Linked DNA regions of Homo sapiens: region 1 is linked to region 2. The links are chromatin loops, found by intact Hi-C in ENCODE. Cell type or tissue: ascending aorta. All regions are shown on one strand. Links, peaks and the distances in the headings refer to the core of each region. The heading gives the core; the rest is flanking DNA.

Evidence for each region. Peaks named below come from ENCODE experiments on the same cell type or tissue, not always from the same donor. Only the 100,000 strongest peaks of a DNase experiment are listed, where the experiment ranks them.
Region 1: a loop joins it to region 2, with 2.0 times the contacts of the local background. A loop is called at or near these places in 12 of 110 quality-filtered maps.

What each region holds. Positions count from the first base shown.
Region 1 is chr11:35,241,977-35,252,939 of GRCh38, reverse strand. It overlaps SLC1A2 (solute carrier family 1 member 2), which reads left to right. Exons shown (of 11, transcript NM_004171.4): 11 at 1-1,735. Among named protein-coding and RNA genes, the nearest start is that of CD44-AS1, 32 kb to the right of the region's middle. In ascending aorta, for the core only: no CTCF peak of the experiment used is centred there; DNase peaks (open chromatin) are centred at 5,269, 6,069 and 6,917; H3K27ac peaks cover 4,425 bases.
Region 2 is chr11:35,359,528-35,367,527 of GRCh38, reverse strand. All of the region lies in intron 1 of SLC1A2 (solute carrier family 1 member 2), which reads left to right. Among named protein-coding and RNA genes, the nearest start is that of SLC1A2-AS2, 56 kb to the left of the region's middle. In ascending aorta, for the core only: no CTCF peak of the experiment used is centred there; DNase peaks (open chromatin) are centred at 3,327 and 4,207; H3K27ac peaks cover 5,661 bases.

The sequences.
Region 1 (10,963 bases), core at 1,242-9,241, 120 kb after region 2:
TGGCAATAATTGTATCTATTTTCAAGTACAGCTAGCTGTCAAAGCATGAAGCTCTTGTGTATACACACTGACACTTGGTTCACGCATGAAGAACAGTGCCTATGCACTTTGTGTAGCTATAATGTAGGTATCTAGGTGTAATTTCAGTGAAATGGTGTATAGATGTATTGTAATTTAAATGTATATGTTATTTTTGGCTATTCATCTAAATGCAGTAGACATGTTGATCGGTGTTTTGCAAACATTTCTTTTTCCTTCTTAGATAACTAGTCGTGAATCATTTCTCCTCTTTCTCAGTGTGGCTTGGGAATATATATGAGTGAAGAATTTATCTGTGAATCCTTTGTACTGATGATTGTTTGAAAGTCTGTGTGTGTCCAGCACCTTTGTAAATACACAATTCAGAGCAGGGATGGGCTGGGTGTGTGTCCTGGTTCTTAGTGAAAGGTCATCTCATGTCTGTTTAATACATGGTGAATGCAACTGTGGAACTTTTGATTACCTAGACTTAGGTAGGTTTAGAATGAGAACATCCATCTACAGTCCTCCTTTGCTTGGTGGATTGGGCTCAGAGGAACAAAAAGTTAGTCTGACTCTGTGCATATTAGCATCATGTCTTTAGAGAAAGGTCAGCCTCTCTGGTTGCCAAATACTCATCATGATGCTCATGACTTAAAGGTTCTGAGGAGCCTTGTCTCCCTTGGATTTTTGAGTCAGGGTACAGGAAAAAACATTGCTGACTAACTAACTGCAAATGCATCTGCAGGTGAAACCCTACGAAAGCACAGTTCTGGCTATAAACTTCAGAGTTCTCTGTAAAAAACTTAGAGCACTAGAAGCACAGGAATAGTGAGTGTACAGCTTATGCGGTTGTAGAGGGGCAACTGATGAACACAGGTCCCACATATATGAGGGAGTATGACGTTCTCTACCTAATATGTTCTGTGTGCATGTTTTGAATGATTGAAGATGGGATTAACTAATGCAAGTTTACAGTTGCCTCCTAAAACACACATTCTGTATAATTATCGCTAAATACAATGCTGTGAGGTCTATAGTTCCTGTAACCCCTTTCTCCTCCCCAAGGACAGAGAAGAACTAGCCATGTGCTATAGGGAACCCTGAGTGCCCTACTCTTTTCCCAAGAAGGGTAAAGCCTACAATATCATCAGGGGGCATGAAGCACATTAATTTGCAGTGGCTGCTTCATATGAGGAGATATGGTGGACAGGCTAATTTTTCCTTGAAAATGTGGCTTCTTCAACTCCTTTCAAATTTAGGATGGAATACTTCCTGAAATAAAACTGGGCTTTATGCAGGATTCTCTTTGAAAATTCTTGTATGTCCAGAACAAAAGATAAAACTAATTGTATTCCTCACATTCACAATCCCCATTGGTCTGAAGTCACGTAGCACAGAGCATCTATAGCACATAGTGTTTAAAGACTAATGAATGCAAAAAGATAAAATCTTCAACTAATTTTTGAATTGTTTCTCATATATGCTACTAGAAAATGCCTTGTTGATGAAGCACATTTTGGGTAGTTGAGGTCTTTTGTTTTCGCCTTTAGCTTTCTAAGCTTTCTTACAATGTGGACTGATTACTGTAACATTTCACGTGTAAAATAACTGGATATTCTTTATATACTGGAAATAACCTGTGAATCCAATATTTCACTAAGTGTTTTAACTTTTGTGTATATATCTCTCATCAATAAATGTGGATTTCAATTTATTTTGGTTGTTGCCTCTTCTTTAATTCCCATTTTAGACTAATTGTTGGTTACATAGTAGTGTTCTTTTTGTAGAAACATGAATTGATGGCTACAATGTTAAAATGAGTATTTTCTAGGAAGCCTAAATATCTATTGGAATTACATCGTGCAATCTAAAGTTAGTAAGTTGAATGAAATGGTATATAGTCAATGAATCAGCTGGTATGGGGTAGCCCTCAAATCTCAGGGCCTTAAAACCAAAGTGTATTTCTTATTCATGTGACATGTCCATTACCAGTTGGCTGGGAGACTCTGCTCTGTGCTGTCCTCACTCAGGATGTATGAGGGAGGCTCCATCTCCATGCTTTTGCAGCTGCCAGTGCAGGAAGAGGAACTTGGCAAATCTTACATGGACTCTTACAGCTTCCCCTGAATGTGTGTACCTCACTTCTGCTCATATTTCAAGGGCCAAATCAATTCACATAGCTCCATCTAACTATGAAAGGAAGTGCAACCTCACCAGATTCACAGGAAGAAAACTGGAACTAGCTGGTGAATAGCTCTAATGACTATCAGGCCATGGAAATCCCTTAAATCATTCATAAAGGATAGTATACAAACATATCATTTCTCGACAAGTTCAACATAGCAAGTTTTTCCTCCAGTATTGGAAAAATAATGACTGTGGAAGTAAGGGGCAAGCCTTAACTGGTGATGCTGTAGAAATAAAATGCATGCTCTTCGACAGTAGGATCACACCCAGCATGGTGAGATTCTGATGCACTGAAAGGTATATGTCCAGGAACAGAGACCCACAGAAAGAGTGGCAGACTCTTGCGTCACACTGTAGGACACCCACTGTTAGATGGCCTGGATTAGTTGAATTGTTTTCTCTTATTCTATTTTAGGGGGAAATGAGGCAAATATTTGATTTTAAGTAAGTAAAATACATAGATGTGATACACCACGATTTTTTTCACCACTGTCGGTAATTTATTAAAATATTGAAAATGGACACTTCATTTGAAAAGACATGTTTTGTTCTTCCCTTGGAGCCAGGTCTACATCCCATCCACATTCAAAATGTTATTAAAATCTTAATTACAGAAAATATGCTCATTAGTAAATCTCTGAGCTGCCATTTTATTTTAAGATAGCAGATAGCCACAAATCAGAGTTAAGGTAAACTTCTTAATGCTTTAGTATGTATACTCTTAGGTCCAAATCAGCCACTCCTGCCAAAGGCAACACACCCAGAGAGAGACTTGACTTTGCTTGCTCAGGGAATGTGATTTCCCTGCTCTTCTGGATCAGAGGTGTTTAATCCATCCTTTGTGAGGGCCCACTAAGTGCTGCTTTTAATTACCACTGCATGAAAAGGAAAAATAAAAAAGAATTTACAGGGGTAAGTAGGGAAAGAGTAATTGTGGACTGAGAGTTTTGACCCAGGAATTCTGGTCTCCACTCAGTCACTGAAGGGTCATACGAATGTGGCCAAATGTCTATGCAATTTGGAAGTCATCTTGGCATACATAAAATGAGGGGTTTCAAGTAGATCACTTCTACGCTTTTGGACTGTGAAATTTGAATTATCTTACCCAGGTAAGTCATCATGACTACAGATTTACTTTTATTTTCTAATCTTACTATCTTAATATAACATCTCATACCTACAAAAGAATCTCTGTAACCCATGTCTTGGTCTTATGCCACATGAGATACTAGCCCACAAGCCCACTACCCAATGCAAGAGCTATAGAGCGTCGCCAACAGCCTTCCTTCACCCGGTGCTCCTCGCTTGTTCTCGTGCTCCTCCCTTACCTTGTTCTCATGCTTTACTCCCCAGAGGAAGCTGCTACTTGCAATTTTGTGTCTATTGTTCCCCTGTTGATTTTTTTTTAAATAGTTCTACCCCCCCCAACATACGTGTACCCAAACCAGCTTTGCTTATTTTTGAGCTTTTTTAAAAAGAGTGCATGTAGTCTTTTTGAACTGTTATTTTTCTATTTAGCATTGTGTTTCTCAGTCCATCCATGTTGTTTCAAGTAACTGTGGTTTGTTCATTACACGGTTGTGTAATAATATGATAGCATGTGAAATATGTCATGCTTTGTTTATTCATTTTTTTGGACAGTGGACTTGTGCTCTTTTCCAGGTGTTTTTCTATGTCGAGCAGGGCTGCTATGGACATTGTCATCTATGTCTCCTGTGTGTATGACCCAGGAGGCTTTAGTGCATGTGGTCCTAATTTTTAAGAAGTATGTGTATGTGACTGAAAAGTTCCTGTTCAAATCTTTTACCCATTTGTCCATAGCCCCATCAGTGAGTCCACTTGTTAACCATTTGGCACCCCTAATAATCCATGCACTGCTAGTATTCCCCAAGTGATTCACACACTGCTAATAATCCCCTAGTGATCCATGCACTGCTAGTAATCCCCTGGTGATCCATGCACCGCTAGTAATCCCCTGGTGATCCATGCACTGCTAGTAATCCCCTGGTGATCCATGCACCACTAGTAATCCCCAGGTGATCCATGCACTGCTAGTAATCCTCTAGTGATCCATGCACTGCTGGACCCCTAGTGATCCATGCACCACTAGTAATCCCCAGGTGATCCATGCACTGCTAGTAATCCTCTAGTGATCCATGCACTGCTGGACCCCTAGTGATCCATGCACCACTAGTAATCCCCTAGTGATCCATGCACTAGTAGTAATTCCCTAGTGATCCATGCATTGCTAGTAATCTCCTAGTGATCCATACATCGCTGGCTGTGTTATGGGTCCATCTTGCCAACATGGATACTGAGACAAGCAAAATGAGACCATTTTTAGGAAGGGAGTGTAAGATGAAGGGCCGAGGCCTTCTTTCCTCAGGCTCAAATGATGAGGCCTTTGAGCACAGATCTAATGGGAGCAAAACAGGGCCCACTTCATCTTTGATCTCTTCTTTGACCGATAATGTGTGAGGCCCAGCAGGCTCTACCTGACATCAGCGGGCTGTTTGCTTTGATGTGAATTGCCAATTAACAGAGGAAGTTACAGAAAGTCACAAAAAAGTCTTTCCACCTACCACAAGAACTGCCAGGAGCCCCTTGAGCCACATCCCCAACGAAGTTCTGGCTGTGAGAACCCTATAGGCTGAGTGCTTTATCAACTACAGAAATCAATGCCTTGCAGTTGAGGAAGGCTTGCAGTGTGAGATCAGTGTGGCAGCATGGTGTTTTCTGGGGAGGGCCCCCCTTCTGGGTTTCTCCTTATATCCTCACATGGCAGAAAGAGGGCAGGGGAACTATCTGAGGTCATTTTTATAAGGGCTCTCATCCCATTCGTGAGGAATCTATCCTCATGATCTAATCACTTCCCAAAGGCCCCACCTCTTAATACTATCACCTTGAGGGTTTGGATTTCAACTTATAAATTTTGGGGTAAAAACAAACATTCAGTCCATTGCAGTGCCCTGCCCTGTGATGGAGGATTGTAGAACCACAAAGGGCAATACCTGCAAAGAGCGTGAACTGTGTGGCCTGCCACCTAAGGCACTGGCCCTAGTGTGGGCACCTCCTTCCAGGCACAATGTCATAAACAGGATGCCAGTGTTCTGTACGTCAAAGAACCACAGGTGACAGCGGGTTCAGGCACCTCCAGGAGAGCTTTCATGAGAAGCTTTCCTCACTTGTCACCTTTCAGCCCAGACAGGAAGGTGTGAGTAGAGATGCCCACACATCTGACTTGGGTTGAGCAAGGAGAGAAGACTGTGGAGTCCCTGGCAACAACACAAATGTTTTTAGCTCAATAATTCTTTGTCCTGGTAGTTTTTAAAGTTCAATTAATTCATTCTTCCACTGAGGCAGTGAAAGGCCATATTTAATTCCCATATTGTCCTAAGAAAAACTGAGCCACAGAGTCAGGCTCAAATTCCAGAGTGTAGACTGGGTCCACACAGCTTGTCCAAAAAAATATAAAAAGAATAAAGCCATCCAATGCAAATACTGTTTTTACTCTCAAACGTTTAAAAGCAGAGACGTTAAACTCTGAAGAATTCCATAAAGCAGATAAATAAAATATTATTTCATGGTTCTCCCTTTCCTTTTTACAAGCTGAATGAATATGTAAAACCTCCACATCTTTTTATGTCTGTTATTTGGGGTAATCAGATTTTAGCCTTCCAAATATTGTCTGGAAAAATCTAGTGGCTTCCAGTTAAGGAAAAAAAGACAAATTTAGAATTGCAGTCATCTGTTCCTCACTCCTTTTGTTGAGTGACCTGACTCCCCTGGAATTCTCCAACAGCTTCTGTCACTTCTCAGATGTTTTCCAGGCCTGAATAACACACTGCTCACAAACGGAGGAGCCACAGAATTTCCCAACTGCCTTCCTTTGAGTGAACAGTTCCGTTGGAACACCATCTTCCTTCTCCACCTGATCCCAAACTTCCCTTTCATCTTGGTGATGAGGACAGAGATCATTCCAGATTGTAAAGCCAGATTGTTAGCCCGTGCTTTTTTGCAGATAAGGAAGAAGATACCCTAGTTTAAATGAACTAGAGGTAACTCAGTTACAAACCAAGCTTAAGTCCTGGCTCCATCCCTTTCCTAGCTATGGATGATTGGATTGTTAACTTAGCCTCAATTGCTTCATCAGTAGAATGGGGCTAATCATGCCTATGAGATAGAGATTTTCATATGAGAACATTCATAAAGTAGTTAGTCCAGTGCTTGGCACATAATGAGGGCTCAGTCAGTGATAGTTACCACCATCATCCTCATCATCATCCTCATTATCACTATTTTCATCCTTAGCGTTACCAATCACCACTTCTTTGTGACCAAGCTGGAAGAAGTCATGCCTCCTCTCTCCCAGTTTGGCCTTTACCCCAACCATATCACATGGACACCAGCATGTAATCCATAGTTCAGCTGCCCTCCCCCAAATCTGAGCTTTGTTAGTAGACCATGAGCTTTCCTGACCTAGCCTGGGATAACCCCACCTTTAGTCTAGAGGAGCTTCATGGTCATTACGAGTTTGCATTATCTGATGTTCCAAATGTCTTCAGTTACTTGCCAAGTCTCTGAGGCTTAGCAGTGAGAGAAGGCACTGCATTTCTTCAGGGAAACGAAGTGAGTTTCAGCCTGGCCCAAGTGACCTCTCACTGAGATGGGAGCCTGAGCTGGCCCTTCCAATGGGAAACAGGACATCCAGAAATGAAGCAATTCTTTTCCTCACTGGAGGAGTCCCTCAGGGAGTCCCCAGCTCACAGCCTTGGATGGGCTAGTTGAGACAAATGTCATGAGAAAGGCCATTTCTGTGGAATGTACCCACCCAGCATGACTCTCCAGAATGCCCTTAGCTGATCAATTCCCAGCAGCTCTCCTTCCCATCATCCCTTTATTCTTTGCCTTGTGTTCTTTCACAAATGTTCTTGCTCTTCCAAGAGCAGATCTCAGGAGGAACTTCTGTGAGCTTTTAGGTTGACGGAGCTTCCCTGTGGCTATGCTAGAATCACCTCAAAATGGTGCCCTCTATAGTTTTCAGCAGCTCAGGGCATCACCACAACCTTAAGAGTCTGCTATTTACTATTAATAGTAAATCATTAATTAATAATAATATTAGTAATAATACAATTATTAATTGTCTTAAGTGGGGATCCCAGTGACAAAATTCAAATTCACAAGATTTTCTTGAGGGAGTATTTCTCAGGAGGGCCTGTAAGGGCACGAGGGGAGCAGGACAGGGAAGGGAAAGAGCTGAGCAGGAAGATAGTCTCAGGAAAAGTCTAACTTTGAGTTGTCTCCTTGAGGAAACGAGGTTTATCTTTGCGCACTCATATCAGTCAGTCATTGGCTATGGGCTACTTACGGGAAGGAGGCATAACCTCCAGGGTGAGGCAGCTCCCATCTGCAGAAAGCCGTTTGCTGGAGCCAGCTGCAAGTTTTTAGCTGTCAACACAGCAGTTAGGCTATGAGTGCACCAATCCAGGAAGGGGGTCTGGGCAGAGCACCAACAGCATCTCCTAAATATCCCATTCCCCACATGCCTGCTATGTGGCAGACTCTTATGTAGGTTCTTTAGTCTTCAAAACAACTCTGTGAAGTAGTTGCTATCACTCTCCCCATTTTGAAGATAAGGAAATTGAGATTCAGAGAAGGAAATATGCACACCTAAGAAGAAGCTGACCTGAAAGTCTTTCTAGTTTCAATGCTTCCTACTATATTCCCTCTGTTTTCTCAAATAACCCAGAGACTATACTGTCACATTATCTGTTTCTTATGGTGGTTGAACCTCTGTGCTGGGGGCAACTTCCCTTGATATCTAATTTTGAAGTCCTAATTATGCTTGGGGCTTTAGGGCATTCAAAGAAGATTGATCATGCTTATTATCCCATAGGGTCCTGCATTATCTACTTGCCTACCTCCTGGAATCATGAAACCCATGTACGGTAAAGAGGAGATCTCAAAAAATAACTGGAGCCGATAGATGTACCCATACTGGTTGGCCCCAGTCAGTTAGAACATATTCTCTTCCCTAAAGAATTTGCTAAGTCAATAGGCCAAGGAGTGTCATATTGAGACTGAGCTTTGATCAACTAGGAGTGAGGAAGATTCTTAGACACTATCTGGGCAGATTAGGAAAGAATCCAGATTGATTATAAATGATTGCAAAGGAAGAAGGAAGGGGGAGTGACTAATATTTGTCTTATATCTGCCATCCTTGCAGGTATCAGTCAGGATGGGCTGAGTTGTCCTGCAGTAACAAACAATATCAAAATCTCAATGGTCTCAACAAGATAAGTTTATTATTGACTTTCATCACAGTCTCACTGTAGGTCAATAGAAGGTCCTGCTCTCTGTAGTTACTCAGGGACCCTAGATGACAATCAACTACTGTTTTTAAACAGGCTTTTGTTGACGTGCCAATGGAGAAAAAGAGCTCTAGGAAAGTCCTTACCTGAGCAGTTAAATGTCACCTCAGCTTACAACCCACTAGCCTGGTCAAATCTAGCCACATAATCCCACCCAGCTTCAAGGGATAATGAAATGCAATTCCACCACATTCTCAAAATGGGGATTGGGAATGTTGGGGGGCTGGAGAGTAGAGAGAGAGATCCAGAAACATTTGGTGAACAGCACAAATATGATACCACAGTCTACTTCTCTGGTCACCTAGTATTCGGTAACTCTGTTTCCCACACGCAAAATTCTTCAAAGAGACCACATAAAGGTTTCATCCAGTCATGACATCAAGGTCAAAGTCCAAGAACTTGGCAAGATGCATGGAAGTTTTCACACATGGTTCAGATGTGGCTTCCATTGACTCAAAAATTTGTGAACAGAAAATACATGTTTTCTGTAGCTCCATTCCCTCCTTTTCCCTGGCACACAAACTCCAATGGTGGAATAGGAACAGTTCAGTTACCATAAATACTCCTGTCTGGAAAGGTGACCCCTGGAAGACTTACGAGTCACTGAGCCATAGCATTTCAGAAATCCTGATGGGCAGACATTACAGAGCCCTTACACTATAATAAGGAATTCTTTTGTTTGTTTGTTTGTTTGAGACCAAGTCTCACTGTCAACCAGGCTGGAGTGCAATCTCGGATCACTACAACTTCCACCTCCTGGGTTCAAGTGAGTCTCATGCCTCAGCCTTGAGAGTAGTTGAGACTACAGGTGTGCACCACCACACCCAGCTAATTTTTTGTATTTTTAGTAGAGACAGGGTTTTGTCTGTCTGGTTTGTCTCAAATTCCTGGCCTCAAGTGATCCCTTCACCTGCTTTGGCCTCCCAAAGTGCTGGGATTACAAGAGTGAGCCACTGAACCTAGCCAATAAGGAAAATGCTTTTATTAGATTCTGGTCTGGCCCCCTGGGGCAGCTTCCCCAGTCCATCTCCCTGTCTTCCCCCATGGCCCTTAATATTACCTTCTAGGAAGTCCTTCTTTTTACATTATACTTTGTTGACGCATCTAAAGAGAACACTAGGAAATAATCTCCTCTTCAGCAACATCCTCTGCTTTATGCTCTCAGAAAGTTAAGGTTCATTTTCGGTCTTGAACAGTTACAGAGTTTTCTAATTAAACTCCATAGTTTTTTTGGCATCACAACTCTTAACATCTCTGCTGGCCTTTATCTTTTTGACTCTAATTAGCCATATATGCCAACCACCATAACCACAGCCCTTTTAAAAACATGTTCCTTTTTCTTAATTGTGGGTACCTTGAGTCAATCAGGCTTAAGGCAGAGAGGCGCATTCTTAGATTTATTTTTCCCTTAGCCATTTTTTTAAATGAAAGAATATCCTGGATGCCACATTAGTTAATGCAGAGGCTTTAACAATGGATGTAATGACCAAGCACTTGAGTTGATTTTGCCTCTGAGGTTGAGTTGGGTTTTATTGCATAAAGCATCTCTCTCATTTCATCTTGTATTGTTGCGAATTAAGAAGCAATTGTCTCTTCTAGCTCCACAACTGTTTATATTTCTTAAGTTGCTCTTTCCTTCTGGCAGGTAATAGAGACATTTTTAGATCACAGTTGTGCCATTAGTCAGGGTCTCTGAGTGACTATGATGAAAGAAATTGTCTGTGGCCTGTGAGGAGCATATAGCAAGAATGAGCAATAAACTTTTATTATTTTAGGCCACTGAGAGTTTGCAGTTGTTTGTACTGCAAACAACTGCCTGGTAACATTAAGCAAATCTATCTCTTGCTCTGGTATTTCAGCTTAGATGTGTCTTCTCTGGTGTAACCTCAGTTGGGAACAAAATAAAACACTCCTTATATGCTAGTAACAAATTGTGCCTATGAAAATGATGTTTAACTGTCCTGAAGAGAGAAGACTTTGATCATTAAAGAAGACTTTCCAAACACAGGATGAAGGAGATGACAGAATAGGTAAAGTCAATCTCTGAAGATATAATGTTATGATAGTTTCCCTAAGAGTGAGGCTAGAGAGTTTCAGAATGACAAAACATTATTTCTTTTTTGCACCTATTTCAAATTAAAAGTGAGGTTTTTAAATAGCTATGTTATTGGAAATTAAACAATGGACTGGTAGATTAGAAATGACCAAAAACTAATGTTACATGTTTATTTCCACCCCCATGGGATGGATCTCCAGTTATCCCCTGAAGAGATGAATCTCTAGCTATCCCCTGAAGAGATGGAAATCTCCATTGTCCAGCTGGGTTCTTGCAATGGGGAAATGCCTAGTGGAGGATGCTCTTGTTCAACAGTTATTGAACATGT
Region 2 (8,000 bases), core at 1-8,000:
TCTGAAGGCTGATGGGTAAAGCAGGGGTTCGGGAAAATGGAGTTTGCTTTGGTCTTCATTGAACCATAGAAGCTGAGTGCTGGGGACGGAACTTAAGCTCAGGATCAGATCCTGTGTTAGACACATGAGGGTCCAGATGCAGAAGGCATTTCCCCCAAGGTCACCCTGGCTGAGAGCAACTGCAGTGTGAATAATTATTTCATCCATTTCTGGGTCAAGTTCCTCATCTTGAGTCTCTTTTTCCCACAACAGCCACCAGGCATGAACTGGCCCATGGTAAAACCCAGATAGCTCAGGGTCAAATCTACCAGTTATTGTAGGTGCTCACCAATGCCCTGGCACTGCACAAAGCACCATGCATTACAAAGAAACTCCACAAAGAGAAGGAAGTAAACAACTGTCTCCAAACTCAAGGAGATGACAGGGTTATGCTATATGATTTTTACCCTTAGATGAGTATCATTTGGGAGGTAAGTAGCAAGTCTGCTATGATAGAGTCAGTTAGGAAGGTCCTCCCAGGAGTGAGAAGCCCTGTATTAGTCAGCTTTGACCAGGTTCTGCTTCAATAACAACCACTCCCATGTTTCAGTGATTTCCAACAACAAAATTTGATTTTGTGTCTGTTACACATTGGTTGCAGGGCAACTGCATGCATTTACTGTACCTTCTTCACCTAGGACCCGGGCTGAAGCAGCAGCCAGGGCCACACCTCTCTTAAACCAGAGGGGAAAAGAGCAATAGCAGAACCATGGGGAACTTCCTAATGCTTCTACTTGGAAGTGGCATGTGTTACTTCTGTTTTGTGTTGGTTTGGGTTCCTAGGAGCAGATTTTACAACACGGCTTCAAACTCATACAGATTATTAGGGAGATATAGGAAACATCAATCAGGGAATGGAGAAATGAGACAAGGAAGGCAGTCAGGAGAACATGTGTTATCAAGCTAGCTACCACTGTGGACAACTCCAGTTCAGTCCCATGGAGAAATTCTGGAAAACAGGGCAAATCATGTGCCTTAGAATTACCCTCCTGAGGAACAAGGGAGCTGGTATATTTACACAACCAAACCTTCCAGACATGGGTTGAAGGCTACTCCTGAGGAGTTTTAATTTCCTAGCACTTCCAGCCCGTGTGTACACACAGAGAGTAGCCTTCTAGCTTCCGAGAAAGCACTCAGACAAAGAGATAGATGCTAGCAGTTACAAGTTGGCTGGAGTGCATTAGAGGGACAGAGAGGAGGGACGTGAGTGGGGCACTGAGAGCATCTGAGACATGCTCACATTTCTTTATCCAAAGGAATTCACGTGGCAAAGGACGTCTTCAGGGATAGAGAAGTGTAATCCTCCCACAGAGGTGCAGCAATACTTGAGAACCAAAACAGGCCCTGAACCCTGATTCATAAGTATAATAAACTCTAGTTGACACAGTACATGTAATAGATGGTTAACTGAGAGCTACCATCCAGACCAGGGTGTTTTGACCTCAGCACTATTGACATTTGGGGCTGGCTAATTCTTTGCCGTGGAGGACTGTTTTATGCATTATAGCATGTTTAGCAGCATTCCTGTCCTCTACCCACTTGGTGCCCATAGCCTCCCTCCCCTCACCTCATAATTGTGACAACCAAACATGTCTCCAGGTGTTGCCACGTGTTCCTAGGGGAAAAGTCACCCCTGTAGAGAGCCACTGATGTAGACCATATATGCATTGCTAATTCCCAAGGAACTGAAATAAATTGTGGATGCCTCGATGGAGGTGTGCACAGCCTGATGGGAGAGACAGACAGACAGACATATAAACTGTAATGGCCAGTCCACCCTGGGTAACAACAATTTGAATTATGTAAAGAAAACAGAAATAGTTCAGGAGTGGTAAACATCACTTTTGTTGCAGGCTGGGGATGGTCAGGGAAGTCTGCAGAGACAGAGACAGCAGAGCGGGGTTTTAAAGGATGAAGAGGAGTTTTTCGGATGAGTGATCCCACATGTAGAAGTTAATGTTTCTGCTTGAAAATGGCATGTGTTACTTTGGTTCTGTGTTGGTTTGGGTTCCTAGGAGCAGATTTTACGACAAGGATTCAAACTCACACCGTTTATGATCTTTGGTGATTGTGGAGACTTGGGAATGCTACACTGAGACTGATGCTGGAAATGCTGACCTCAGAGCCAGGCTGATGGCAGGGCTGTAGTTACACCAGCTTTACCATATCATTGATCATGTGTAAGGAGCAATGTCAAGGGCTTTGGAGGCACTTAGAGGAGTTGCCCAAATGGCATGGATACAACCCAGCCCCAGAGGGACCAGAAGCACCTTTGCTGTATTATTTTAGTCAAGGGAGAAAGCCAGCTTATTCCTCGGCCTCCTCAGTATCATCTCCTGACCCATCCACTTTGATGTTTGTCCCATGTGTTGTGCAAACAAAACTGGATGTGGATTTGTCACTTAACATCTCTCTGCCTCAGTTTCTTGACCTGTTAAACAGAGATCATAAGGTTTTCTCTCTTGCTAGTTTCACAGTCTTACTCTAAAACGCATTGGCTGTGCGTTCAGATGAACCTGCCCTGCTCTGCCATCCACCAGGTATGGACTTCTTTTTCTCCATTTTCTCATCTGTAATATGGGCTTAATACCCACCTCACAGGGTTGTCTTGAGGACTGAATTGTGTGATGTCTATAAGCCCTCAGCCCTGCACCTGGCACACACAGTAAGAGAATAAATGACCATAAATATTAAGAAATAGGTTGAGTGTGCATAATGATAGCTAACTTGTATTGAGTGCAGGTGATGTTCCAGGCACCATCATGGGGGTGTGTATGTATTAACCTATGACTACAATAGGTATCCTGATTATCTCCATTTTACATATGAAGAAACTAAGGCTCAGGGAAATCTGATCACTTACCTAATGTGTGTAGTTAGTGAGTGGTATTCAAACTTCAGCAGACTGTTGAGCAAGTAATTGCTTTGCTGGATTGTTTAGTGCTTGGCATTTTACCATAGCTCTTTGAAAAGAAAATCAAGTCTTTAGGTAGATAGTTACATTCACCAAATGATTAGAGCCAGTGTAGCTACTACTGGGTAAATGAACTTTTCTTACTATTGACTGAGGCCCCTTTAGTACACTTACAGAATATTAATAAGAAAGTAGGTGAGAAGAAATGTATTTTTAATCACAGTATCTGAGCTGGCTTCTCAGTGTGAGTCTACATGGGTAGATGATGAATCACCCCAAACTGACCCTTTCCAGAAATGCCTTGTGAGGGCAGCACAAAGGAAAACTTTCCATTGCTTAACTCTCCCCACAGCCCCCACCCTCAGCTATTGAAATAAAATGCCAAGAGGCTGCTTGCCAGCTCCTGGACACCACCTCCAGAACAGCAGGGAGTGTCTTCTCTCCCTTTGTGGCAGGGACACATATGGTGTTCTTAGTGTCAGAGCAAGCAGACTCTGTTCCAAGAGCTGCTTTTCAATCCAGCCTCTGTGCATGGGATGGCAGCAATGGAAAACAGTGCAGGGTCCTGGGTCTGAGGGTCATCCTCTTTCTGCCGGTGCCCCTGCCACCTGCTAAGCTCTTGTCTTTGGTGGAACAGGAAATACCACTCAGTGCAGGTACAGACCTAGCCTGCCTTGTACACCTCCGTGTCCTGGTCCTTTGTAGATGCTTGAATGAGAACCAATCAGTGAGGAAAAGGTATGATGCCCCTCCTGTTCAAAACACCTATTGAGTACCAAGTACTACACCCAGATATCATTTTCTTCCTTCTTTCTTTGGCTCAGGTCCTAGCTCCAGACCTTGTCAGCCACGTGTCCTGGAGCAAGTTATTTTCTCTCTCTTTGCCTCATCAAGAAGATGGACATAATAATAATTCCGTGCAGAGAGTTGCTGGAAGAACTCAGTATAAAGCAACTGGCTGACAGAAAGTGCTCTAAGTGCTAGTTCCTCTGTCATTTTGAGACCAAGCCAGATGTGTTAGAGATGTCCCTGGGGGAACTTGTATCCTGGAATTTGACAGCCTGGAGAGATCTGAAGGCATTCTCTGGTCCTGTACCCCAAATGAGGTTTGAAACCCTCCAATGAGCTCCCTATTTTGTAAGTTACAAAACCTTTGGCAACCGAGAAGAGGCATCTGTAGCAACTTTAGCTGTGTCCCAAGCTCCAAGCCATCCGCCCTTCCTTCCCCACTACCAGGCAACAGCCTGCTGTCTGCCTCCTACTCAGACATCCACGGTCTGGAACAACCCCAAAATTGTCATCTGGGGCAGAATACACAACACCCAAAAGATGGTTTTGCTTTCTGAACCTCACCTGCAGCCACTCCTGGCTTCTCCACTTCCCATCCTTTATGACATTCATGCTGCACACCTCCCCTTCTCTAGAGAGACAGTAAGCCTCTCCAGTGAGAGGCAGGGTGTGCAATAGTAACATGCATTGGCTCAGGAGTCCGACTTTGAGGGTCTGCCGCTGACCTGCTTTGTGAACTTCAGCAAGTTGCTCAGTCTCTCTGTGCCTTCTTCTTGTCCCCAATAGGAATAATAGTAGTGCTACCTCATCAGGTTTTTGAAAGATTCAAACAAGCCAAATGTGAAGCATTTAGAATGTGGCTGGCACATAGTAAGTCTTCAGTGAAGATTAGCTAGTATCATTGTCCTAAAGTGATAAATGTCACCAAAAGGGGGAGTAGATGCTGCAACTAGAAGTTGGATGTAGTCAGGCTGCTAAGACATGAGACCTGAAAATCCAGTTTGCTGTGGATTTGCCATGGATTCCCATGGCGACTCTCAAAAGCAAAGTTGCTCAAAGGCCATTTAAGGCTCATAAAGTCAATGGTTGTTTTGCCTAAGAAATTTTTGTGGAATGAACAAATACAACATAGTAAGGATAATCATAATAGTTACCATATGTTGCATGCCACATTCCAGGCACTTTCACATGTATTGATGGAATTAATTTTCACTACAGTCCCGTGAATAGTTATTATTATTATCATCTGTTGTATGAATGAAGTATTTGAGGTTCACAGATGTTAGATAATCTGTCCAAGGCCACACAGCTCATGAGTGTTGAAAGTAGGATTGGAATCTCAGGTGGTGCTCCAAAAGATGTCCACTGCAGGCCACAGGATTCTTTATTTTAACATATTTATCTATGGCTGCTATTAGGAACCAACTGAAGAACAGTCCTCTCTCAGATGTTATATCTCCTGTGAAAATTTCAGATTGGGATTGAAATGGCCCAGGGAGGGGCCAGAGACAGCTATGAAAGAGCCACAGATATGGTGAGGAGTGTGTCTAGATGATCCAGACACCTGCGGGGATTGTGCAGAGCAGAGCTCTGCATCAGGCCACATGCAAAACATCTTGGGCATCTGCTGTCTGGGGTAGATGGTAGTTTGGAGAGTCCCCTGGCCCGATCTCCACCATTGCCTATACCAGGTGAGAACTGAAGCTCCATTCTCTGTGCTAACCTCTGGTCAGATTAATAATTCTATATAGCAGCCTGAATCCTACCAATATGATGACAAAAGTCTTTAATTATTTATTTATTTTTGAGACAGGGTCTCACTGTGTCTATCACCTAGGCTAGAGTGCAGTGGTGTGAACGTGGCTCACTGCAGCCTCAACCTCCCAGGCTCAAGTGATCCTCTACTTCAGCCCTTGGAGTAGCTGAGACTGCAGGCAGGCATCACCATGCCCAGTTAATTTTTGTATTTTTGTGGAAGACTTGGTTTTGCCATGTTGTCCAGGGTGGTCTTGAACTCCTAGGCTCAAGGAGTCCTCCTGCCTAGGCCTCCCAAAGTGCTGAGATTACAGGTGTGAGCCACCGTACCCAGCTGACAAAAGCCTTTATTCCTTTCTACCCTAAGACTAAATCCAACTCTGTGGCTTAGACTCAGAGTCCTCTGTGTTCTCACCCATTTGTCCCCTCTTCTTAACCTAAAGGATTGCCATGATATGGGAGATTTTGATGCCTGACAAGGGGTGGGGGAAGCAGAAAGGAGGAGCGAGTAACAAAGGCCTTCTCCAGAAGTGAGGGAGGCCAGCCTGGACACAGAGGGCCTGTGTGCTATGTTAGGGAGCTTGATCTTTATATAGAAGACTATTGCTTCAGAGTATGTTCCTTGGATCAATAAATCCATACATCTATATAGTTCTTACATAAGAAAAATAAAACAAACAAAAAGTTAACATGTTCTGGGTAACTTTGGGTATGGCTTGGTTAAGCAAAGTTGAATGTTTCTTCACTGCAGAATTTCTCAGAGCCTTTAATAAACTAATGTACATTCTTAGCCTCCAAAAGTGGGCAGCTCTGTCAAATCTGATTTGACCCCCATCATCTTAAAATGCAGGAGCAGGCCAGTCATGGTGGCTCATGCCTATAATCCCAGCATTTTGCGAGGCTGAGGCAGGTGAATCACTTGAGGTCAGGAGTTTGAGACCACCCTGGCCAACATGGTGAAACCCCATCTCTACTAAACATACAAAAATTAGTTGGGCATGCTGGTGGGCACCTGTAGTCCCAGCTACTCAGGAGGCTGAGACAGGAAAATCACTTGAGCCCGGGAGGTGGACGTTGCAGTGGGCCGAGATTGCACCACTGTACTCCAGCGTGGGCAACAGAATGAGACTCTTTCTCAAAAAAAAAATAATAATAAATAAATAAACAAAATAAATGCAGGAACATTTTAGGTGATTAGTGTTCTGAGAGGCACATCTGAGAAATGGTGTTATGGTTTATGGAAGCCATGGAAGGTGACATGGAGACTAGAGTCCAAACCTACCTCAAAACAACAGCTTGACCTTTCATTTTACATTTAATTAGAAAACAAAGAGAGGTCCTTCCACAAAATCCAGGAGTAAATTAAGCTATGGAACATTTAGAATTTAAGCATCAAGAAAAGATCAGAAGCTGGGGCATCTCTGGGCCTTAAAATGAGCTAGTTTCTTCTACACTGGGATTTAGAAGTTAAAGACTAATGACTTTACTGGGTCAGGGTTAAATGTCAAAGAGCAAGTCTTCCAAGGATGAAATGGTTAATGGTCACTGGGGTTGGAAGGGTGGTGTTAGAGAAGTGAAGGTAGGCACCCAGGGAAGGTCATCTGGTGTCAGAGCTACTGACAGGCTCAGGGGCTTACCCACAGGCTGCTGGGATAACCAAGTAGAAATTCACAAAACGTGGGAGGGAAACAGCCATGGTTCTTGCCTAAGGAGAGAAAAGGGACATCAAAGGCCAAAGATGACACTGATGATGACTTTAACTCCCATAATTACACAATGTCCAAACAAACAGTGACCTTGGGCTCTCGAACCAAATGACAAAAGTCAGTAGGACAGTTTGTGACGTCTTTGTCATCAAAACACTGGGTAGGTAAACTTTAAAGCCCCCGACAGCTTTTCCTCTATAGTATAGCAGGACTGTGATGGAAGGCACAGCTCACTCCAGCACTACGTGACCAGCACGTTCCTGGAGCCGAGAGAATGGTCAGGTCAGAAATCTTGGATGGGTTAAGGGTGGGTTGTGAGGGGTGATGAGAAGGGAGGAATCAGTTTGCATTCCTGGAGAGGGAGGAGAAATGAAAAGGCAGAAAAATAGGTTATTATAAGACACTCATGAGAGCCTATTTTGGTATTTGGCAAAGACACTTGCTTTTCCCAGGGGCTGAAATAATGTGATTTCGCTCCTGTGAATGAGATCTTCCTTAGGAACATTGAGGCTCAGAGAAAGGAGTAAGAGTTGGGAAATATAATCTGATTTTCAGGAAAAACAATTGGTTTCTGAAACATCTTAGGATGCTGAATAAAATGCACAGGTCTCTGCATGCCAGTGCCTGGCAGTGAGCCAAGTACTTGGTACGCTGAATGAATTAATGAATTAATGGAAGAACCAGAGTTATTTTTATCTTTCCACATCAAATTATTCCCCTTGAAATGACTGCTTAAATAATATATTAATTACATGATACTGATGATGACTTTACTCTCATGATTACACAACATCCAA